Linked DNA regions of Homo sapiens: region 1 is linked to region 2. A link is a contact called in ENCODE Hi-C data. All regions are on one chromosome and are shown on one strand. The core of a region is the stretch at or near the end of the contact, and the rest is flanking DNA. Distances in the headings are between cores, read along the strand shown. Region 1 overlaps MYRIP (myosin VIIA and Rab interacting protein). Region 2 overlaps MYRIP (myosin VIIA and Rab interacting protein).

Evidence for each region. A loop is a pair of places that touch in the nucleus more often than their neighbours do. Pooled maps may share reads with other maps.
Region 1: a map of endothelial cell of umbilical vein shows a loop between it and region 2 (5-fold over the local background). The contact joins two enhancer-like sites. A Hi-C loop is called at or near these places in 3 of 168 maps with a recorded cell type or tissue (Caco-2, cardiac septum and endothelial cell of umbilical vein) and 3 of 50 pooled maps.

The regions. Positions count from the first base shown.
Region 1 is chr3:39,959,364-39,963,978 of GRCh38, forward strand. All of the region lies in intron 2 of MYRIP (myosin VIIA and Rab interacting protein), which reads left to right. Among named protein-coding and RNA genes, the nearest start is that of MYRIP, 150 kb to the left of the region's middle. RefSeq lists a silencer at 1,435-1,729. Within about 2 kb of position 1,585, at least 2 of the 41 ENCODE cell types and tissues checked have a DNase peak (open chromatin) inside an H3K27ac peak, as active enhancers do; they include endothelial cell of umbilical vein, where a contact is called at or near this core.
Region 2 is chr3:39,906,798-39,911,867 of GRCh38, forward strand. All of the region lies in intron 2 of MYRIP (myosin VIIA and Rab interacting protein), which reads left to right. Among named protein-coding and RNA genes, the nearest start is that of MYRIP, 100 kb to the left of the region's middle. Within about 2 kb of position 1,439, at least 6 of the 41 ENCODE cell types and tissues checked have a DNase peak (open chromatin) inside an H3K27ac peak, as active enhancers do; they include endothelial cell of umbilical vein, where a contact is called at or near this core.

The DNA.
Region 1 (4,615 bases), core at 335-2,834, 53 kb after region 2:
TCCTTTGTAGGGACATGGATGAAGCTGGAAACCATCATTCTCAGCAAACTATCGCAGGGACAGAAAACCAAACACCACATATTCTCACTCATAGGTGGGAATTGAACAATGAGAACACTTGGACACAGGGTGGGGAACGTCACACATCAGGGCCTGTCATGGGGTAGGGGGAGCAGGGAGGGATGGCATTAGGAGATATACCTAATGTAAATGACGAGTTAATGGGTGCAGCACACCAGCATGGCACATGTATACATATGTAACAAACCTGTACATTGTGCACATGTACCCTAGTACTTAAAGTATACTTTAAAAAAAAAAAAGCAAACTTACTGAATCTTAGTTTATAATTAAAAGCAACACTAAAACAAGTGGATTGTATAGAAGAATGAAAGTTTTAAGTATCAATTCAATATAATTAAATATTGTGTAACATATGTTGAATAACCGAAGCAGAGTTCAACAGATTTATATCCGGAATCGTTTTTCTTCTGAATGGCAGTGCTCCTGTCTAGCACCATGGTGTTCGTGATTCCTTATCAACTTAGTGCCCCCCATGTGAGCAGGCTGAACTGAGTACTTGTGATATGAGGTACAAAACAGGTAGGAAAAAAGACTTTGTTGTGTATAGCAAAGAAGGAACTGGCATCAGCTTCCTGAGCTCTCAGGCATCTCCCATTCCCAATCTTAAGGAAGGCCTTTCTCCTGGTTCTGGCATTATCCCTGGGAATGAGTGGGATCAGCAGTGGATGTGACAGTGACTTGTTCCTCCAGTCCCCATCACTGACTTAGGGAGCATCATAAGAGCCAGTGAGTTTGGCTCTTAGAAATACGTAAGCAGTGAAACCCACTAGTCCCATCTCTTGCACCTAGTTTAGTCTGTTTATAGTGTCAGTCCCTCTCCCCCCATTCTTTCCTGCACCTCCCCAAAGCCCATCATATCCAAAGTGGGAATCAATTCTCACTGGACATTTATCCCTGAGACTTTCTTGTAAAAAACACATGAGTCCTATTAACAAAACAATTGTTTAATTTTACTTAGGGAGGCAAAGTTTAATAATAGCATGCAGTAAACTTTTTGCTAATAATTGTTCTTTTTCCCTCTTTTCCCTAATCATGGGGGAAAATGTAGTTCATTAGCAAGTTGACCTGCTCTCTTGTTTTTATTCACCAAACAGAACTCTAAAGAATTGATTCAGCTTTGCAGAGGAACAATATTGTATTAAGACAGCACTATTTCTACAGTTAAACTAGCATGACTAGCTTATAAATCAAAGCAGCACTATTGGCGCCACATATATGTGTTGTGTATTTCTTTTGGCAAAGTTACAACTTTAAAGAATTGACATTTTGGATCACCATGTGGTAGTTTAGCCATAACAGGTTGCTAATGAGGGAATCAAGGCAGAGGCAGATGTTTCCTTAAATGTGAGCTTACATAAGCCACTTTAGTTGGTTCTGGTTTTAAACAATTGCATTTCTTGGGGACCAAGTTGTACACTGGATCTTCCTTCTGAAAATCGATACCTCCCCCTCATGAGTGTTGTGCTGTGCAGACAGGAACCTCATGGTGAGGAGAAGTGCAGCTTTGATTGTTGCTGCTCTTTTAATGTCATGCCGAATGGAATGGCACTTCGCAATCTCTCAACCACAGCAGTTTCCTCTTCTCATTCAAATCTAAGATACAAGCATTTCCCTAACTACTGTTTGAATCCAAAATGTTTATTTGGCAGACTGGTGCAAGTTGAATTCTGGAAGGAAATCTAGTTTTAAAAAATGTCTTAGAACATTATGTTCAGGGTTAAAGTCAAGGACCGTATTTCCCACACATGTTGTTTTTCAGGCAATTTTCCTTGAGTTTTTTGCAGAAGAAGCCAGAATGGTGTTTACAGGTGGAAGGGAAATGGTAGCAGCAGACCCAGAGAGCAAAGAGATCCACACGCATTTCCCTGATAATTATTTTATTCATTTATACTTCTGTCTTACTTCAGAAAGGATTTGAAGTGGCTTACTGATGTAACCACAGTTCTGCTAGAATAGATAAGGCCAAAGGAAATAAAAGTGGAGAAACAAGAAGAGATCAACTCATGTTACTCTAAACTGAATCACTTGCAGTTCCCACGATTTGCGAGTCCCATTTTCCTTTCATGTTCTGGGAGTTCAACCAGGAAAGGAACATGTTGAGTCTGGATTGTTGAGGCCGGAGAGTAAGGCACTGGGTTTGAAGGACAAAATCAACCACACTGGCCTTACTTCCTGACCTTGCTCTCTGGAAGACCCCAGATTTGGATTTTGAAATAACCCGTTACTAGTCGAGATATCTAATGTCAGAAGACCACAAAACTGCATCTTTTAGTCCTATTGCATTATTTCTACTCTTGAAATTAGCTCCCTCAACAAGATACATTTTCCTATTTTGTTTTGAGATATCTGCTTCTCATTATAGCATCAGCCAGCCACATGTCTTGCATTAGGACCTTTAAGTCAACAAGTAGGAGATTAAAGGGAATTAAATGCAAGCATTTCAGGTAGGCCCAGGGAATAAGGGCATTAGGTGGCAGGTTACCTGGATGGCGCAGCAGGGTTAAAATTATCCCTATATGATCCTGTTTCATGAACAAAAGATGAATGGACTCTCTTAAAAGACTTTATAAGGCCAGTTAAGAGCAGAATAGTATAGCATGGTAATCGACACTCTTGATGTCTAATTAATTCATCTGGATTCAAACTGAAGATTAGCCATTTTTTAGCTGTATGACCTTGAACAAGTGGCTTAACTTCTCAGAGCCTGTTTGCCCATCTATAGGATGGTTATAATAATACCACCTATCTCCAGATTGTTATGAAGGTCAAGTAAAATTATGCACATAAAAATTTAGGCATCACCTGACATGTGGTAATCCCTCAGTAAGTGTCAGTGGTTATTGTGTCTAAACCCCTGACCTGTTGTTATTGTAACTCTGCATCTTCATTGTTTAAGGAACTGAGTGACTATTAGGAGGAATTAAATTCCCTGTCAGTCTGCTGGGACATAATTTGGAGATGGATAAGGACCCCAAAGCACTAATGGCTACATGGTCTCTGGGCTAGTTTTTTTTTTTTTTCCACTTGTTCAATGAAGGGATGGGAATTGAGGACCTATAAAGTTCATTCTCATGTGAAAATTATCTCTGGGTGAAATGGTGCTTCTTTGTTTGTCCAGAGATACATGTTTCCTCTGAGAAGGGCCTAAATTGCATTGCAAAATGAAGAGATTCAAGGGCTGTAGTGCAGTTACTTCTTCACAAAGCATTAGCCCAGAGTGTCCTCCCACCCAGGGCTTTTCAATCCTTGAATGAGCATGTAAAGGCACCCCTAGGTCTTAGAGAATCAGGGCCTCATGTTTTAGAGCCCTAAGTTACTGAGTGTGGGCTGTGACTTAGAATCACTGTGTAGGAATGTGAAAGAAAATCTGCCAGCCCATTCTTGGCCAAGATGCTGGATTTGGAAGCCAAGATTCACTTGACTTGCAGACAGTTTCTGTGTTATAGAGCAGTAGAATTATAGATGATTGATTTTTTCAATTTAGTTTTATATTTTCAAGTTCTCATACATCGGTATTATGAGAGAACATACACATAAGACAAAGCAACAGTAAATAAAATTATGTGCAAATAATTCAGTAAGCTCATGTACGAGAAGGGGCTCATATCATCTAGATGTTATAGAAACGTAAACAGAAAAGGCACATACTTTGGATTACAAAGGGTCTGGATTTGGATCCGGTATCAGCACTTTCCGGGTGACCCAGTACCAGGGTATATGGTCTTGTTTTCTGTAAAATGGGCAATGCTTACCTGATTTGGCAGCTGTGCAGATTAAATGAGATGATGTGAGTGAACAGCCGGCAAAGTCAGTTGCTGTTTCTTCTCCCTGTTGGGGGAATATTTGATGGTGTGAGAAATGAGCTATGAACAACTCATCAAGACTGATATTTAAGTGAGGATAACTCACTTTATTGTCAGTTAAGCCTATCTAATCTCTTTTTTCTCATCCATCCATCCATCATCTCATTTATTCATGCATACATGCATGCATTCATTCACTTACTACTTCATCCCTGTTATATTGCATGTCCTACAGTGTGCAAGATGCTATTGATGCAGAGATGAATGAAATAGGTGACTTTGTTTGGAACTTGTGAATTCATATGCAAATGCAGGGATGACCCCCTGCTTCTTAAGCACTATCTTGTGTGTTGCTATTTAAACATAATACTATGATCACAGTAAAAACATAAAGCTTAGTACTTGAGTTAAAGATGCCAGAAAGTTGATATTCTACATGTCCAAAGTTGAAAATTTATGTATATCTGAACATGTGTATATTTATATTTCTAATAATCATATATCTGTCTTAAAAGTAAAAGCAATATTTTTCATGTGATTTCTCTCATTTGCTCATTGTTTACAGCTTATTTTACTAGTATAGTGACATATTCATATTATATGTTAGAAATCTACATTTGCAAAGATCAGCTAAGTTTACGTTTCAGATTGAGAATAGCCCGGAAGGATTGTGTCTAGCCAATTACATTTTTATTCTTAATTTTAAAACTCAGTATTAAAATAGTTCA
Region 2 (5,070 bases), core at 189-2,688:
GACAGCTTTTGGACAAGCATGTTTTTGATGACATTGTTCATGGCAGAAATAAAGTCTTGGAGAAGAGAAGAGGCACTGACTGGAAGAAGAAATGCAAAATACAGCTTCCTAGGCTATCAACAGACTAGCAGGCAGACCATCCAGGTTCAGTGTGATTAGGGGTGGGAGAGGTTAAGACTTGTTTCCCTCTGTTGGACCCCAGTGCTTCCTGTGTGACTCAGATAGAGGAGGCCTGGCATCAATTGGAGTGCATTGGTCTCCCCATGGTAACTCTTGAGTACCGAACTCCTGAGTACCCCATGGACTGTGTCTGCTTGGGTGTTGGGCATTTGGTTTAGTGTTCATCATCAAAGGCCATGTTCCCTCCTCTCCATCTGCCTTTCTGTGTATCTGGCAGACAAAATTTTAAGAACTTTTTCTTCACATCTACAGTGTAGCATATCATGATGTTTCATCAGTATAAATATATAGATAGATTAAATTATTAAAATAAGTAAATAGACTGTCACCTGTGTGGCAGAGATAAACAGTGCTCACCAAATATCTTATGTGCTCATGCATATTCCCAGTGCCTTCTGCAGTTAGATTGCAGCCATGTGATTAGGTCTGGATAATCGACAGTGAGAGGAAGGGCCTGTATTACTTCCAGGTCGGGGCACTTAAGAGCTGGTGTGACTCTACTACCTCTCCCCTCGCCTTCTGTGGTGTCCTTGGAGGCCTTGTGTGGAAACATGGCACCACATGATGGAGAGAGCCTGATCCCTTTGACACTGGATGGAAGAGAGTTTCTGATGATCAGCAGGAGACTTTGTGTGGGTTTATTGGGTTAAGTCATTGAGGCCTTGGGGTTTATTTCTCACAGCGACATAGCCTAGTATTACTCTAAGTAATAGAGTTTTTGAGAGCTAAAAGAGAGCCAAATATTTATTATGCCCCAACCTTTGACTTGTAGATGAAGAAACACGCTCAGAGGGTGCATAGGCAGTTAGTGGTAGAGTCTGGATGCGACCTGAGTTTCCTGATGCCAGGGCTCCGTGTCGTCTGCCATTGGGCCTCTCAGGTAGTAGAAGACACCTGCAGCAAGATATCCAGACCTAAACTGGAATCACAGTTTATGCACTATGATTTTATATCATCAGGAACATTTACAAAGTGGTTTTAAAAATGACTGTTAATTGTACAATCCTCTGGTGTTCAAACTGAGTCTTGGAGTCATTGATGAGATAGCCACAGGCTTTAAAATTTCTCATTTACTATGTGCTTGCCAAAAGCTAGTTAGCATTTGGATAACTTCCAAAGGTTGCTGGTGCTCTAATGGACTTGGTCTGTGGAGTAGCAGGGGTTAGACTGGATGCAATTATTTTCTGTAACTGCGACTGGCGCCTAGGCTGGGCCAGGGGAAGGAAGGGAGAGCAGAGGGCAGTGAGTGTGAGATAGCACTTCCTGCTGTGTCTTTCCCAGGCGCAGCTGCCACAGCCCAGCAGCTATGATGTGTCAGCTCCTCTTCTGGCCTGTGTTAAGGAAGGGGAAATAAACGCTTTTGAGACCTGTTTCTGTTGCCCATAATGGTACCATTACTCACTTGCAGATGTGGCCCACATCTTCCTTGCCACCTCCAGGGGTAATCTTCCACCCCCCCCATTGCTCAGGTCTAAGTGTTCTGAGAAAATAAATAAGAGCTGCCAGGGTTTGTTGGAGACCCACTATGAGGAAGCAAAGCCTTTCTCAAAATCTAGAAATAATTTGTGTTTCTAGTCAGTGACACAGAGACTCCTCTGAGGATTAATCACCATTTCTTAAAGTAGAAAGAACATGGTACTTTAATAAAATGAGTTAGTGATCTTTCTTCATTCAAGATTTATTTTCATTTTAAACAAAAATTTTATTATAAGAACTTAGTAGAAACTCAAAAAGTTTCTATTTCAAACAGTAACATTCCTTTGTTTTTACTGTCTTTTGTTCTGAACACTTAAATTAAGCTAATGAATTAGCAAATACTTCTGCTTATATCCTTCCCTGAAGCTGGAAGACAGATCACCTTGTCTTTAGAAGAAATATGCCTTATGGTTTGTGAAATAACTGTGTGTGCACAGAGTGCATTTGCCTGAGGTCTCCTCATGGCCTTTTGTAGCTCTTTGATATTCTGTACTAACACTTTGGCATTAACCTGCCCAGTTAATGAATCTGCTGTCTCAGTGGGGATGCTCCAAGGTAGTTCCTTCGATGGGATTGGTAGATCAGGTCACCTGGCAGTGCCCTGAAAAATCAGAGTTGAGAGCAGGTGCATTTAATGGTGCAGTGGGAGGCAGGACACAGCTCTGGTTGAGATCACTTTGTGATGGGGGAAGGCCTAGGAGGAGACAGAACTGGGAGACCTGGGGAGAGAGCCTGGAGACTCATGGAGGGCAGGTGCGCAGGCCGCAGAAAGGAGAGTGGAGAGGACTGATCTTAAAGCTAGAAGGTATCTCACAAGATTATTTTTAAAACTCTGTCTTAGTATTGGTATTTTTGTCAATAATGGAAGGCCAATATTAATCCAAAGCTGTTGGGTATTTATTAATTTGCTTCAAAATCATATTTTGAATGTCAGGACCCTTCTGGGCAAATATGAAAGGGGTGAAAGGGCAGTAGGGGACTCACAAATTTAGTAAGGTTATTAGCCCTTGAAGAAGAGTCCAAAAGATGAGCTAAATCCTATATGAATAATTAGGATGCTATAGACAATGAGAAATAAAGATATTAAGGCAGACTCATGGGAATACATCTGTCTTAGAGGAGGGGGCTAGGAAAAGGAAAAGACTTCCTGAAGGAGAGGTGTGTTTGATTTGACCCTTGAAGATGGACTGGATTTTTTAGTGGATTGACACATAGGTCTGAGCAGCAGGGAGCATCCTGGGTAAAGTAATATGGATAGAAAAGGGAACATGTTTTCACAACCCCAAATCAGGACCTGTGGTGGGGCAGGGGAGGAAGAGACTGTTTTGAAGATAATTCTACTTCACTGTTACTAATAGCATTGAATAGAGTGTGGGGTTCCAGGAATATCATCTCCCTTTATCCCAACAATCCTGGGAAAAGCACGTTCTTTTTTTTTGTTTGTTTGTTTTGTTTTGAGACAGAGTCTCACTCTGTCACCCAGGCTGGAGTGCAGTGGTAGATCTCAGCTCACTGCAACCTCTGCTTCCCGGGTTCAAGCGATTCTCCTGCCTTAGCCTCCTGAGTAACTGGGATTACAGGTGTGTGCCACCACACCCCGCTGATTTTTGTATTTTTAGGAGAGATGGGATTTCATCATGTTGGTCAGGCTGGTCTTGAACTCCTGATCTTGTGATCCACCCACCTCTGCCTCCCAAAGTGCTGGGATTACAGGCCTGAGCCACCATGCCCGGCCGCATATTCTTATCTATTTACAAAATGGGAGAACCGAGGCTCTAAAACGGTGTTAAATAATTTGCTCAAGTTGTACAGAGTAAGAAGTGAATTCAAACTCAGGCGGAGCAGCCCTAGAGTGAGACCAGTACCAAGGCAGTACACTGCCCTTGGTACTGAAAACAAGGACATTCAGGTGCCGTGGGATAGAATAGATGAAATTAGGACCATCTTGGAAAATCTGGCACCTGTGCTTGCTAAAACTTGGGATGTGTTCAGGGATGGGAAAGTGGTAGGGTTTAAGTCAGTATATGAGAAGTGTGTAGTTGGGACAATACAGTAGCCAACTAGCCACATGTGGCATTAAGCACTTTGAGTATGTCTTATCCAAATTGGGGTGTAGTCTAAGTGTGAAATAAATGCTAGATTTCAAAGATCAAGTATAAAAAATGTAAAATAGCTCAATAATTTTTATATTGATTACACATTGAAATGTTTCTAAAATTACATCTTAAATATATTTTTAAAGTTAATTTCACTTTTTTTTACTTTTTAAAATGTGGCTACTAGAAAGTTTTAAATTATATATATGGCTCACATTATATTTTTATTGGACAGTGCTGGTCTGAAATGCAAGATTAAGCAGTTTGGGATTTATTAAACCAAAAAGTAAGCTTTCTTTCCCAATTTTGTTTAGGATTATTCCTTTTTTATATGTGGTTTTTAGGTATCTGTAAGAGCCAGCTAAAGTTTTAGCTAATTAGTCAGATATTGGCCTTTGCTATCAAATATTGTTGTCTCTGTCACGTGAAGGTGGTCTCTGAGTCATGCCTCAGTGTTGGGTTTATTACACAGTTTAAAAAAAAGCATACTGTGTCCATGCCATATTCATGACAAAGAGTTTATGCATCTCAGGACAGAATGAACCCTTTCATGTTTCCCTGAAGTTAATGGTTGACCAAATACTTCATGACCTTTGAAATAACACATGGCTTTAGAATGGCCCACTATTCAAAATTTATATCACATCTTTGGCGCCGTAAAGTTATCAGACATTCACCTGTGGGGTCTGCCTTTAGAAATGGTCAGGAGAGTTTGATGTTACAAGTGTGCTTGTAATGTAGAAAAAGGAATCATGCTGATGCTCTTATTTGCTTTTTAACTTGTGGTCCTTCAAAGATGTACAGTTACTAATTTGGAGATTCAAATATGTTCTCCCCATAATCCCACTTTCTTTAATAACAGTTTTCTACTAGGTTGCTTTTATGGCTCCAAGTTCCTGATCTTATTTACTTTTCCACTGCAAATGCCAGAGACTCAGCTTCTGGGCCCTGATAAAGCTTTTGTGGCCTTAATTCTTGGCCTGACCTTCATTTCTTAGACCTCTGGCTGTGGAAAGCATTTCTTTGGCATTACATGTGCATAGAATTCAGGACTTGAAAGGGAGCAAGGAGGAAAGTTTCCACAGCAATTTGAAAAAGTAGCTTTTCTCACTTACAGTAATTCAGGAATGTACAAAATCCTTTAGCCAGAAATGGCCTGAAAACGCAGAGGAGGTAAGCACAATGAACAGCCTGGAAATCAGAGTTTCTTCCTCTCTCTGTGCTGTGCTGGTGGCATGACAACTTACTTGTTCTCACAGGCTCCTTCAGTGCCTGGGGGCAGTTTCCTGCCTCAGGGTTAAAGGGCTGCCTTCCCCTC